3 separate regions of the Homo sapiens genome follow, and all the other regions are linked to region 3. Evidence: chromatin contacts called from ENCODE Hi-C or POLR2A ChIA-PET data. All regions are on one chromosome and are shown on one strand. Each heading gives the region's core, a stretch centred on a gene start or an enhancer-like site at or near the end of the contact. The rest is flanking DNA. Distances are from core to core; before and after follow the strand shown.

Evidence for each region. Hi-C counts contacts between places; a loop is a spot of excess contacts on that map. ChIA-PET counts read pairs that join two places held with the same protein, here RNA polymerase II (POLR2A). Pooled maps may share reads with other maps.
Region 1: a loop to region 3 is called in a pooled map, with 2.1 times the contacts of the local background. The contact joins the enhancer-like site here to the promoter of MPHOSPH6 in region 3. A Hi-C loop is called at or near these places in 2 of 168 maps with a recorded cell type or tissue (Caco-2 and mammary epithelial cell) and 2 of 50 pooled maps. POLR2A ChIA-PET finds 5 or more read pairs at or near these places in 5 of 52 experiments (HEK293T, HepG2, MCF 10A and 2 more).
Region 2: a loop to region 3 is called in a pooled map, with 2.2 times the contacts of the local background. The contact joins the enhancer-like site here to the promoter of MPHOSPH6 in region 3. A Hi-C loop is called at or near these places in 1 of 50 pooled maps.

What each region holds. Positions count from the first base shown.
Region 1 is chr16:82,061,339-82,065,143 of GRCh38, forward strand. The region is part of intron 1 of HSD17B2 (hydroxysteroid 17-beta dehydrogenase 2); the gene reads left to right. HSD17B2-AS1 (HSD17B2 antisense RNA 1) reads right to left here. Exons shown (of 2, transcript XR_933797.3): 1 at 1,755-3,805. Among named protein-coding and RNA genes, the nearest start is that of HSD17B2-AS1, 3.5 kb to the right of the region's middle. Within about 2 kb of position 1,398, at least 4 of the 41 ENCODE cell types and tissues checked have a DNase peak (open chromatin) inside an H3K27ac peak, as active enhancers do; they include mammary epithelial cell, where a contact is called at or near this core.
Region 2 is chr16:82,262,495-82,266,552 of GRCh38, forward strand. No RefSeq gene overlaps it. Among named protein-coding and RNA genes, the nearest start is that of MPHOSPH6, 94 kb to the left of the region's middle. Within about 2 kb of position 1,522, at least 2 of the 41 ENCODE cell types and tissues checked have a DNase peak (open chromatin) inside an H3K27ac peak, as active enhancers do.
Region 3 is chr16:82,168,732-82,172,403 of GRCh38, forward strand. MPHOSPH6 (M-phase phosphoprotein 6) reads right to left here and starts at 1,493. Exons shown (of 5, transcript NM_005792.2): 1 at 1,394-1,493. The coding sequence starts at 1,444. RefSeq lists an enhancer at 1,350-1,494, a cis regulatory region at 1,422 and a silencer at 1,469-1,628.

The DNA.
Region 1 (3,805 bases), core at 148-2,647, 110 kb before region 3:
ATATATCAAATTATTTAATCCTTCGAACAACTCTATGACCCAGGTCCTACTGTCACTCCATTTTAAAGATGGGGAAACTGGGGCACAGAGAGGTTAAGTGACAGCCAAAGTCACACAGCTGTTAAGTGACAGAGCTGGGATTTGAACCCAGGTCTCCCAGCTCCAGAATCCAGGTTATCATCATTTCTCTTGGCTGTATTTTAATAGGGACGATTTTATCTATAGTAATGAAAAATTATGGCTTTGAAGACTATGTAGAAATATGTAAAACCAGTCTATATAATAGTAATTTAAAAATCAGCTGTCAAATTGTATGTGTGCTATAACTGTTAAAGAACGATATGTAGGAAAAAAGACTAGAAGAAAAAGAACATGAACATTATGAGAGTTATGCAATATGGTGAGATTATGGAGAATACCTTCTTTTATTGATCTCAGTATTGACTGTGAGCTTTTATTTCTTGTATGATGTTTTATTAATGACTAAAAAACATTTACAGGTTTGTAAATTTATCCCCCATCTTCCTTCTTTCTGAATGTAGCTTCCAAAGGACAGTGCTTGTGTTCCAGGGCACATGCATCCCAGCACTCAGTCCTGTATTTACAGGGTGGATGCGTTTTATTCAAGAGGCCTGGCCTGAAGAACTCCCAAACACGCGTTATTCACAACGTGCCCAATTTAAGACTTGAACCAACAAATGATGGGGTGTTTCCGTTCACCAGCTAATATGGTGCCCCCATGTGGCAGTAGCATAAATACACTTTGCAACTACATTACACAATTCCTAATACCCTCAAATTCAAGGTGATTCACATTATTTCCCTTTTGCACATAAACTGAGTCTTTATTAACATTTTTAGAATTAACTGCTATTTCAAATTCACTCCAATCTTGTACAAATGGGTCTGTAGTAGTCATTGCCTGTCCCAAGTTGATGGGTTTCCAGGCTGCTAGAGACAGAATGATCCCAAATGACATAGTTTAACACCAACCTCAGCATTTTCTCTGCCCTGTTGAGCACTTACTATGAGTCAGGTGCCCTCAGCACTAGTGACAAAGGACCCTCTCTCAGTTTGTAAGGCACAAATATTCTAGTGCCCTCTTCAATGCTTATTCATCCAACATGTGCTTTTTATTGAGCATCCACTATGGGCTAAGCCTTGTGCTTTGGAGGATTTGAATATTTTATACCCCAGTTGTTTATATCCTAATCTGTGCCTGGCTCCAAACTACCTCTGCTGTGTCTTAGCTGAATGACTTAATCCTTCTGTGCCTCAGTTTCCTCCTCTGTAAATGGGTGATGGTAACATTACTTACCCCCCAGGGTGATTGAGAGGATTCAGTGAGTAAATGCATGTGAACTAGCTGGAACTTGGTAAACATGCAATCCATACTTGGTGTGCTTATTTTCAAACACCACTGTTGGGTAACTCTTATGAAACACTTCCAACTTCTCACGAAAGCCCTGGCTTTGTTGCCAGGTTTCCGGAGTATACAATTATTTTCCCCTCTCCTCAAGGAGTGATTCCTTAGCCACAGACTTTTTCAAGGCCCTCTGACCCCTGAGCTGCCTCAGGACTTCATAGACACCAGGCCTAGCACAGCCTGATCTCTAACATCATAAGTCAGAAATGACGTCACGGTTACAGCCACGATACTGATGACAGCCATTCACAACACGCTGGGCCAGTGCGAAATCCTGTCTTGCTGACTGCCCATGCCAGTCTAGGAGGGGGTGTTATGATAATCCTACCTTCCATGTGAGGAAGTGGAGGTTCCACATGGTTATATGTGACTTTCCCAAGGCTTGTAAGTGGAAGAGAAGAATCAGGCAGTCTGAGTCTTAACCAAGATGTTCAGCTGACAGTCAGTAGAGGCAAACTCTACATTTACCAATATTGTGAGTGGAAACATCTGAAAATTAAAATAAAGACACAGTTTTATTTTTTAAAAAGACTGATGTAGTAATTGTTTGGAATAGGCTCTATTAGGCATTTCACAAATATTAACTGACACAGGTACCATTATTTAGCCCATTTTACAGGTAAGGAAGCAGAGGCAGAGAGTAATTAGAAAGGCTCTCTAGGGTTACACAGGCAGGAATAGCAGGGCTAGACTCGCACCCATTCGCCTATGCCACACTGCCTCATGGGTAAACACAAGCAGATGGTCTCCCGTGATCTTTGGCTTCATTAATTTACTGCCAAACAAAAAAAAACCTCAGATTTAGTTAGGAGAGACTTTATTCAAAAGGATTATTGCAGTAGAGGGAATGTTCTGACCACTTAATCTGCAAGTGTCTCAAGATGAGGCAGTAAATATTTTGCTTTGCTAAAGAGGCATAAACAAGGTTAGAAAGAAGTGGGTGTTGGGGGCTGGGATGATCAGAGTGACACAATCAGACAGTGGTTGAGGGCTGATCAGGAAGGTCTGTAAAGAGGAGTTGTCTGCTGGCTCAGGCTGAGGGTGGGCCAGGACCTGGGGAAAGGAGAGACTCTACACCAAAGTTAGGTTAACGAACACTTTGTTCCGACTGACCAGTGGAAACAGGCAGTTAAACTAACCACAAAAACAAAGAAAGGGAGTTTGGAGGCTCTGGGTCTGGCCTTGTCATAGGTAAACAAGTGGGGGCACCTATGAGTCTCATCTAAGTCATATGGGGAAGGGAGTTCTTTGCAGTGAGCTGTTTCCCAGAACACAAAAGGGTGGGGACATTTCTTAACCTTTGCAATTTTCCAGTATCACAGGGCTTGCCTAAAGTTCAACACTGTTGTCACCTGTAGGCTCTTCCAAGGAACTTTCCTAAGAGAGTCAGATCCTAGGCTCATGAAGCTGCTCAAAGGCACTGCCTTCCAAAATGTGACAAATTATCCTCTACTCAAAGGAAAAGGAGTCAAGATCACAATGTCTCCTCCTTGCTCGCATCCCTTTACCTGCCACGCTGGCTTCTTTCACTCAGTGTAATGGTTTCAATGTTCATGCTGTAGCAAGCATAGAAACTTCATTCCTTTCTATGGCTTAATAATATCTCACTGTTGGGTATACCATATTTTTTATCCATTCATTAGTTGATGGATGTTTGGTTAGTTTCTTTTTTTCTGTTGTTATGAATAATGCTGCTATGAACATTTGTGCACAGGTTTTTGTGTAAATATATATTTTCATTTATCTTGGGTACACACCTAGGAGCAGAATTGCTAGGTCGTCTGGTGACATTATGTTTAACCTTTTGAGGACTGTTTTCCAAAGCAAAGATAACTAGTTTTAGTGTCTGCAGTAAGTGAAAAAGATGTTCAGGAAAGACACTAAAACTAACTCGAGAAAGAAGAGGGATTATTAGGAGGATGTGGAATTTCTTAAAGCATACATGGGGAAGAGAGCACTTGAGGTTTACCAGAGAGTGGAAAGCTATCATGAGCCAAGAAGATGCTCGTCTATGTCTGTGGACAACATCTGACCTCAGACTCTGCTCTTATTTGTAGCTTTGCCTCTTGTTACTCTTCAAGAGGACTTAGCCCATATCTCCATGTGCATGAAGGAAGACAGCCACCCAGTCCCCCCATTTGCTATTGAGTTTAATGACCTCTTTGGTCAGACAGTATCGGACACTGCTTTGGATCTTGCAGCCACAATTCCACATTTCTGAAAGAGAAAAGCTGGTTGACTCTGGTCCAATCAGCCCCAGACAAGAGGTGGAGTTACACAGGACAATTATAACCTTGTGGACCCCTGTGGGGAAGGGGAAGCTGGGAAGCTCTCAGCATCTTGTGTGGAGGCACACAGTGTTGAACACATCAAAGTGTT
Region 2 (4,058 bases), core at 272-2,771, 94 kb after region 3:
AGATTTCACTGGCAAGAGGCACTGATGCCATTGGAAGGGGCTGGGTTTGTGGGTGTGAGAGTGGTGGGAAATGTAGGGCAGGAAGAGAAAATGGTGAAGCTGCCCTTTGAAGGGTTTGACTAGGTGAGGATGGGTCAGATTCACCCTGACACACCTGGCCAGGGCTGATCCTAGTCTGGAATTAGATGTCTGGGTTCAGAACCCATGCTATCTGTGAGACCATGTGCAAAGGTCCTCACCAGCTAGGCCCCATTACCTCATCTGTGAAATGAGATACACATAGTTCTTCCTTCCTGGTGATTCCCTGGAGATTTGGCCAGCTTCGTATGATGCTTTGGGCACAACCCCCAGCATGGCATCAACTCTTGATCAGTACCAGCTAGCTGCCATTGCTGTTAGCCAATCCGGGGAGAGAAGGGACTTTTCTGACACTGCGAGCTTGGAACAGGCGTCTAGTACCATATATTTAGGAGACTGGAAGGGAAAACTTGACCATTTCTTTGAGTTGTAAACTTGCCTGGTAGCAAGGAGGAGAAAAAGGTGAGCAAGTCCCATGTCTAAAACCCTATTAAAGGCTCTTTATTTTTTCCTGGCTCTAGGGCTGCGTTTTCTACCTGTTGTTATGAAAACATGGCCTAAAATATCTCTAGCCAAGCAGTCCAGAGCCCATGGGAACTGTCAAAACTGGGATTGGAGCATAAATATGAAATGACACGAAGCTTCATGTTCTGTTATTAAACTTCACAGCTAGAATTTTTGAAAGCAAATTATCTTGTAGAAATATTCTTGTTACGTTAAACTGGAAATGAAAATAACTTATTTATTTGCTTAGATCAAATTGTTGCATGCAAAGTTAGGCTGTGTTGTTTTTCCACTGCCAAATGCTTTGACGCATTCCTTTAACCAAACAGTTTAAATGTGAATATTAGTTAAGATGCATCAACCACAGTGGGTTGTCAGCCTCCTAAGGATTGTATCCTTTCAAATGGGTCAATGAATAGAGATTTAAAATAGAAGTCAGATACTTTAATGTTTTTCGCATTCAACCAAGAGAACAATTTGCTTGCAGATAGTAGGGGTATGTTATATGTGATTGATAAATGAGCTTATTTACGGCAATTTGGGCATCCCCTGTATGTGCCGTAGTTTTCAGAAGCACGAGCAGGTGTTATCAGGGCTTGGGATGCACCTTCATGGCCACCAGATGTCACTGTTGAGTCACAGAAGCACAGCCATAGGGGCTGAGAATCTTTGGTGGGGAGGACGTTTAGGAAAACTTTACCTTGCCAAACAGCTCATTCTTTATTTTAAATATCTGCCAAGCCCAGGATCCCAGGGCAAGCTTAGCTGAAGTCAGGAGAGTGCTTTAGAGTATGGAACAAAATTAGGGAAATAGGAAAAAAATGCAGTATTTGCTCTTTCTGTCTTTTGGAGATTCTCCTTGTCGCTCAATCACACTTGTACGCCTGCTCTCTCCCCATTCCCAGCCCAGAGCTAAGCAGTAAATGCACTGAATTGGTTAGACCCTTGCAAAATCGCAGAACACCAGAGCTGGCAGGGCTCACAGGCGTCAGCTAGCACAATGTCTCAACTCAAGTGCAGGGGCGCCAATAGGAGGAGGAGTTGTTCAAAGTCTCTGTTAGCTTTAGGCTGAGGATCTCTCATAAGGATATTAAATAAAGGTATAGCACAGCGGTTCTTAAAAGTGTGGTCCCTGGACCAGCAGAACTAGTATCACACGGGAACTTGTTAGAAATGCACATTCTTGGCCTGCACCCCAGATCTACTGAATCAGAAAGGCTGGGTTGGGGTTTAGCAATCTGTCCTTTAACAAGCCCTCCAGAGGATTCTGATTTGACAGAGGGAAAAGCTCTACTGATAATACGGGTAGGAGAGCTTCAGTTCCTACTTCCGGGTGCCATCAGCATCTCTCCAGGCTCTGGGCTCTGAAGATTATGGTTAATTCACAGCTTCTCATTGGAGCTTGACCTCATCTACACATTCCCTGGGAAAAGTGTCTCCCTTCTAGACATGACTATATTGGGTTGAGGTATCAAGATACTTCTCTTCTATGCTCCCCATTTTTTCCCGGCTCCACCTTCCAGCCATGGAATACAGTTGACTTAGGATGCTCCCTGGTAGCTCCCTTTTGGGCAGGAGCAGCTGGAGCCCTAGTCAACCCTTTCCCCTCCTCTGCTCCCTTATCCCCCTTATACTTCTTCCCCTGTGTCTCGCACTTTTCTATTTCAGGAGGGAGAGCTTAGTGCTATTGAGAATCTACCACGTGCCATGTGTTTCCACATGTTCTTGGAGCTCTCACAACAAACCATGGAAAAGAGAGTTTGACCGTCGCCACTTTTTTTTTTTTTTTTTTTTTTTTTTTCCAGGCCGGGAAACGGCCAAGGTCGCACTGGCAAGGACTTGTGTGCACAGGGAAATTTCAATGGTCCTCCTTCAAGTTAATGGGGCTTTACTTTCCTCCCAGGCTCTCTCTGCATTTTTAATGAGACTGCAAGTCCCAAGAGGGAAGCCAAGTAAGCATTTCAGATTCCTCTGCCTGGATCTGAGGGCAGAGACTTCTAGGGGGTTGGGAGGTAGAAGAAGGGAATCCCTGTGATTCCCCACAAGGTGCGTTCCCAAGAAAGAGTGCCTCTTCTGTGCTTGGAAAATGGTTAGATCCTGAGCGTGGTCTCCCACAGAAAGAAGTATTCCTTAGCTTTCGACATCACTTATGTTGTCATTTTCCAGCTACTTTTAGGACTGCCCATTTCCTATATTATGTGTTCTTCTAAGGTTTAACCTCAAGTTAGTGTAATCAAAGATTTTTTTCTGCTACATCAGGTTAGATTGGCTTTGCAAATTCTGGCATCCTCCTGTTTCCTCTTGTTTGAATATATGTTAAAAAAAAAACCATAAAAACAACAAAACAAAATAACAAAAAAAAACTATTTATCTTATTTTGGTACTCTAGTTTTTAGGAAAGGCCTGATCCTAATCATGTTTGGATGCACACTAGGAAAATACTACTTAACCTTTTTCTTGCCTTTTTAATGTCTGCTGTTCCTTTTCTTGTAGCAAGTGATACAGAGGAATTGCAGTGAAGTTACCATGAAGATAAAGGTAAACCCACACAAATGACCTCCAGCATCTTCTGTCTTTAGCTTTTCCTTCCTAGCCGACACATCTTTTGAGTTTTAGAACATTTACGTTGTTTTATACTCCATCTCATTTTGAGGCTTTCCTCTTTCTTTCCAGGCTAGTTCTTTGTGATATAAGACTTAATTCTGCTTTTTTGTTTCTGATTGAGAATTTCATTTCCTTTTATGCTTAGGCGTTTGCTCAGCCTAACTTACCAGTGTGGTTTATTCTGCTGAGAAAAACTGAGAACTCATGAGAATGCTGTTCTTCTTTCCTTTTCTTTCTCAGTATTCAAGCGTGGGCTTGGGAGTCAGGCATTCCTGGGTTCAGATCTTGGCTTTTCTTCTTACTAGGTTGTGTAAACTTAGATGAGTAACTTCATCTCTGTCAGTCTCAGACAAACTGAGCCAGGCTCAGACATGCAGATTCAGATCACTGGGCCACCAGGTCCTAGTGATGCCCCAGAGAGGCTGCTGGGCTTTGTTGTGGGTGACCTAAAGAGGTGCAAACCCAAAAGTATCTGAGACAGGTCTCAATCCACTTAGAATGTTTATTTTGCCAAGATTAAGGACACACCCATGACACGGCCTCAGGAGGTCCTGCTGACATGTGGCCAAGGTGGTCAGGACACAGCTTGGTTTTATACATTTTATGGAGACGTGAGACATCAATCAAGTACATTTAAGATATACATTGGTTCGATCTAGAAGGGTGGGACACCTTGAAGTGGAGGTGGAGGAGAGGGTTCCAGGTTATAGGTAGATTTTAAAATTTCCAGATTGACAATTGGTTGGAAGAGTTATTATCAATAGAAAAGGAATATCTGGGTTACATAAGAGGTTGTGGAGAGCAAAGTTTTCTCATGTACATGAAGCCTCCAGGTAGCAGGCTTCAGAGAGAACAGATTGTAAATGTTTCTT
Region 3 (3,672 bases), core at 243-2,742:
AAAGTGCTGGGACTACAGGCATGAGCCACTGCGAATGGCCTATCTTTCAAAACATTATGAATGCTTCCTTCCCTCTTTTGGAAATTCCACCTCTTTAAACATGACATGTAACAGTTTGCTACTCTCTAGAAGTAGTGCTTAGTGACAGGCATCACAGAGTACAGAGTAGTAATAAAGAGCCAGGGTTCTGGAGCCAGACTGCCTGAATTCCCGTCCTGTCTACACTACTTATTAGCTGTGTAACTTTGGGTAAATTACTTATTTCTGTTTCAGTTGCCTTAGCTGTAAGAAGAGAGTTACTGCCTGTAGTCACCTCAAAGTGTCATTATGTGAATTGCATAGGTTAATATACGCAAACCACTTCAATCATTGTCTAGTACTATAAATATTTGCCATTTTCTTGATACTGTTCCCCGTTTCAATAGCTTTCCATTGCTCACAAAATAAAGGAAAATATCTTTAATCTGGCCTCAAATTCCCTGCACGTTGTGACCATTGCCTACTCTGCAACCCCATTTCTTAGTACTTGCCTTCCAGACATACTGAATTGTCTCTAATTCTTGGAAATTTCCATGGTTTTCTTTTTCTTTCTTGCCTCTCAGACTTCTGAACTCAGTTTCTCCTAGTTTAGGACGCTGTGCCTTCCACCCTCCCAGTAACCTAGAGACTACCCTGCGAGACTCACCCTCTTCTCCCTGGAAGAAGAGGGAGTTCTGCCAGCAGACTGTCTTTGGACTTGGACTGAGTACTTCTCTGGGTCTCCAGCCTACTGGCCCACCCTGCAGATTTTAGACTTGCATCTCCACAGTCGTGTGATCCAGTTTTAAAAATACCCCCTCTCTCCATACACATATATACACATATACATCTTGTTGATTCTGTTTCTCTGAAGAACTCTACTAAAAGAAGTATTATCAAAATTAAAAAGGAGCTTGAACTCATGTAGCCTAATGCTCTTCTTTTTAAAGATGAGGAAAAGAGATATTCAGAGAAAGAAGTGAATTTACCTAAATTACCCAGCTAAGGAGTTACACTTCCCATATATCATATTTATTGCATATATAAGTAAGCAACAACTTCTCGAGAAGCTCGGTGAGTCCCCAAGGTCCCCAGCGCTTCTACCCTCACTGCACTGGGTAAGCTGTACCCTGACTGCTTCTGTGTACTCAAGCTCCCATCCGCCCGCGGGCCTCCTGAGAGAGTCGGCCTAATTCGTAAGCTGGTTCCCAGTAAACAGTGCAGAGCAGGCGCTAAGTGAATGAATGAGCACGAGAGCTGGAAGCCCTCTGAGGCCTCTCTGGTGTCCCTTGTCCGCCCGCCGCCTCGGCCCCGGCCAGGTTGGAAGGACCGGGTGCCCCTACCGCCCGGAGTGGCGCTCTCAGCGTCCCCGCACCTTCATGCGCAGTAGATTCTTGGACAACCTTGTCTTTCGCTCGGCCGCCATGGTAGCTTCCGCCCAGCGCCGCACTCCGGCCGCGAGCCTCACCGCACATGCGCGGAGCCGCGTGCGCAGCTGCGTCCCTCGCGTAGTGCGCGCCGCCCCGCCCCGCCCCTCCCCTGTGTCTTGCGCGCGGGCGCGGCCACTCAGCGGGCGCTCTGCTGACTGAGAGGCTCGGGTAAGCTCGCGGGGTGGCGGGCGCGGGGATGAGCGCGGCAGACCGCAAAAAAGCCGAAGTCAGAGGACGACCCAGAACTTGGCTTCCCCGAGCCGCGGGTCGCCTTCCCGGGACGTCGGCCTGGCCCCCTCGGAGGCCCATCCTCCCTCGGGGACTCCCTTCCTCAGGGACCCCCTCCACACTCAGTAGTCCTCGCCAGCCTCAGAGAGGTTTCCGCCACGCCTGCCACCCGCCTGGGCCGTGTTACCCACGTGTTTTGTCTTCATAACGTGGGTGGCGGGCTCCCTTTGTTCTGGGTCGCTTTGCAGGGTCCAGGTCGTTTTCTCTTCACCAGGACCCCACGAGTTGCTGCTTTCCTCACAGCAGCCCGGAGTCCCGGGGGAGCGCGGCGGGGGCCGCCCCAGGCAGGCTGGCTTCATTCCCAGGCTGCTGCCGATGCGTGTCTGGCCGAGTGATCTCTGCTAAACAGAAGAATCTCAAGAAATGGCAAGGGATGGAGGCAGGGATGGGTGCCAAAGACACATGAATGAGAACAAAGCCTGGTTTTGATCCAAAGAATTGAAAAGACCATAGCGAGGGGCAACATAGGGAGACCCCACCTCTACAAAAAAAAAAAAAAAAAAAAAAAAAAAAAAAATATATATATATATATATATATATATACACAAAAAATATACAAAATATACATACAAAAAATATATACAAAATATACAAAAAATGTACAAAAGATACAACAAAAATAGCTGGGTGTGGTGGCACGGATCTGTGGTCTCCACTACTTGGGAGGCTGAGGCTGGAGAATCACTGGAACCCGGGACGTCGAGGCTGCAGTGAGCTGACATCCCGCCACTGGACTCCAGTCTGGGCTACAGAGTGAGGCTTTGTCTCAAAAACAAAACAACAAAACAAAAAAGAATTTAAAAAACCACTGAAAATAGGGTAGCGTTCCTACCCTGGTGTTTAATGCTCTGGGTACCACCTAAACACGTTTTCGAAAACCATTCCCAGGTCCGACGCTTTGGAACACCCTCAAGCTAATAGCATCTCGGCTGATACCATGAGTTCTACGTCAGATTGTTGACCTGGTCACCTTAGGGCTAATTAGTTCACTTAATCCCCATAAGAACCGGAAAGAAGGTATTGTCATCGTGTTGTTAAGGATTCTGAGACACAGAGTGGGTAACGCACTTGGTGTTCACACAGCTAATCCATGTTAGAGCTGAAATTCAAACACCGATTTGGATGTTAAAAGCCCTTTAGGTTTTCCCAGGGGTAAATAAAATCATTGTAATGTACCAAGTGGCTACAGAATCTCATTCACTTGTGACTGTGTGTGAGATGCCGGGGGTATAATAGCGTGTAAAAACACATATCCCCACCTTTCCTGAAGCTGATATTCTGGACGTAAGTAAGTGGCGACTGCTATGAAAGAGAGAAAACAGTGATGTGACAGAGTAACGCTTAGGGTTACTTTAGACCAGGTGGTTTGGAACGGCCCTTGTCAGATGATGGTGCTAAGGCTTGAAAGTTGAGAAAAACGTGTTTTATGAAGAGTTGGAGGTAGAGTGTGCTCAGAAGACAGCATCAACTGTAAAGGTCCTCAGATATGAACAAGACAAAGTCCGTGTTAAAAGTTTTACAAGTGGAAACAGTAGAGGTTAATCATAAGCCACATTGCATCCCCCAAAATTCATATGTTGAAGTTCCAACTCCCAGTGCCTCAGAATGTGAATGTATTTGGAGACAGTCCTTTTTAAAGAGGTGATTAAAACAAGACCCTTAGGGTGAGCCCTAATCCAGTCTGACTGATGTCGTCATAAGAAGAGGAAATTTGGACACAGACACCAAGGTTGTGTTTGCATAAAGGAAAGACTATCTGAAAGCCAAAAAAATAAAAAAAATTTAAAAAATCTCTCAGGAGAAACCAAACCTGCCAACACCTTGATCTTAGACCTCTAGCCTCCAGCACTGTGAGAAAATCACAACCAGTCTGTATAGGGCACCCAGTGTGTAGTGTTTTCTTATAGTAACCGTAGCAGACTAATATACCATACAA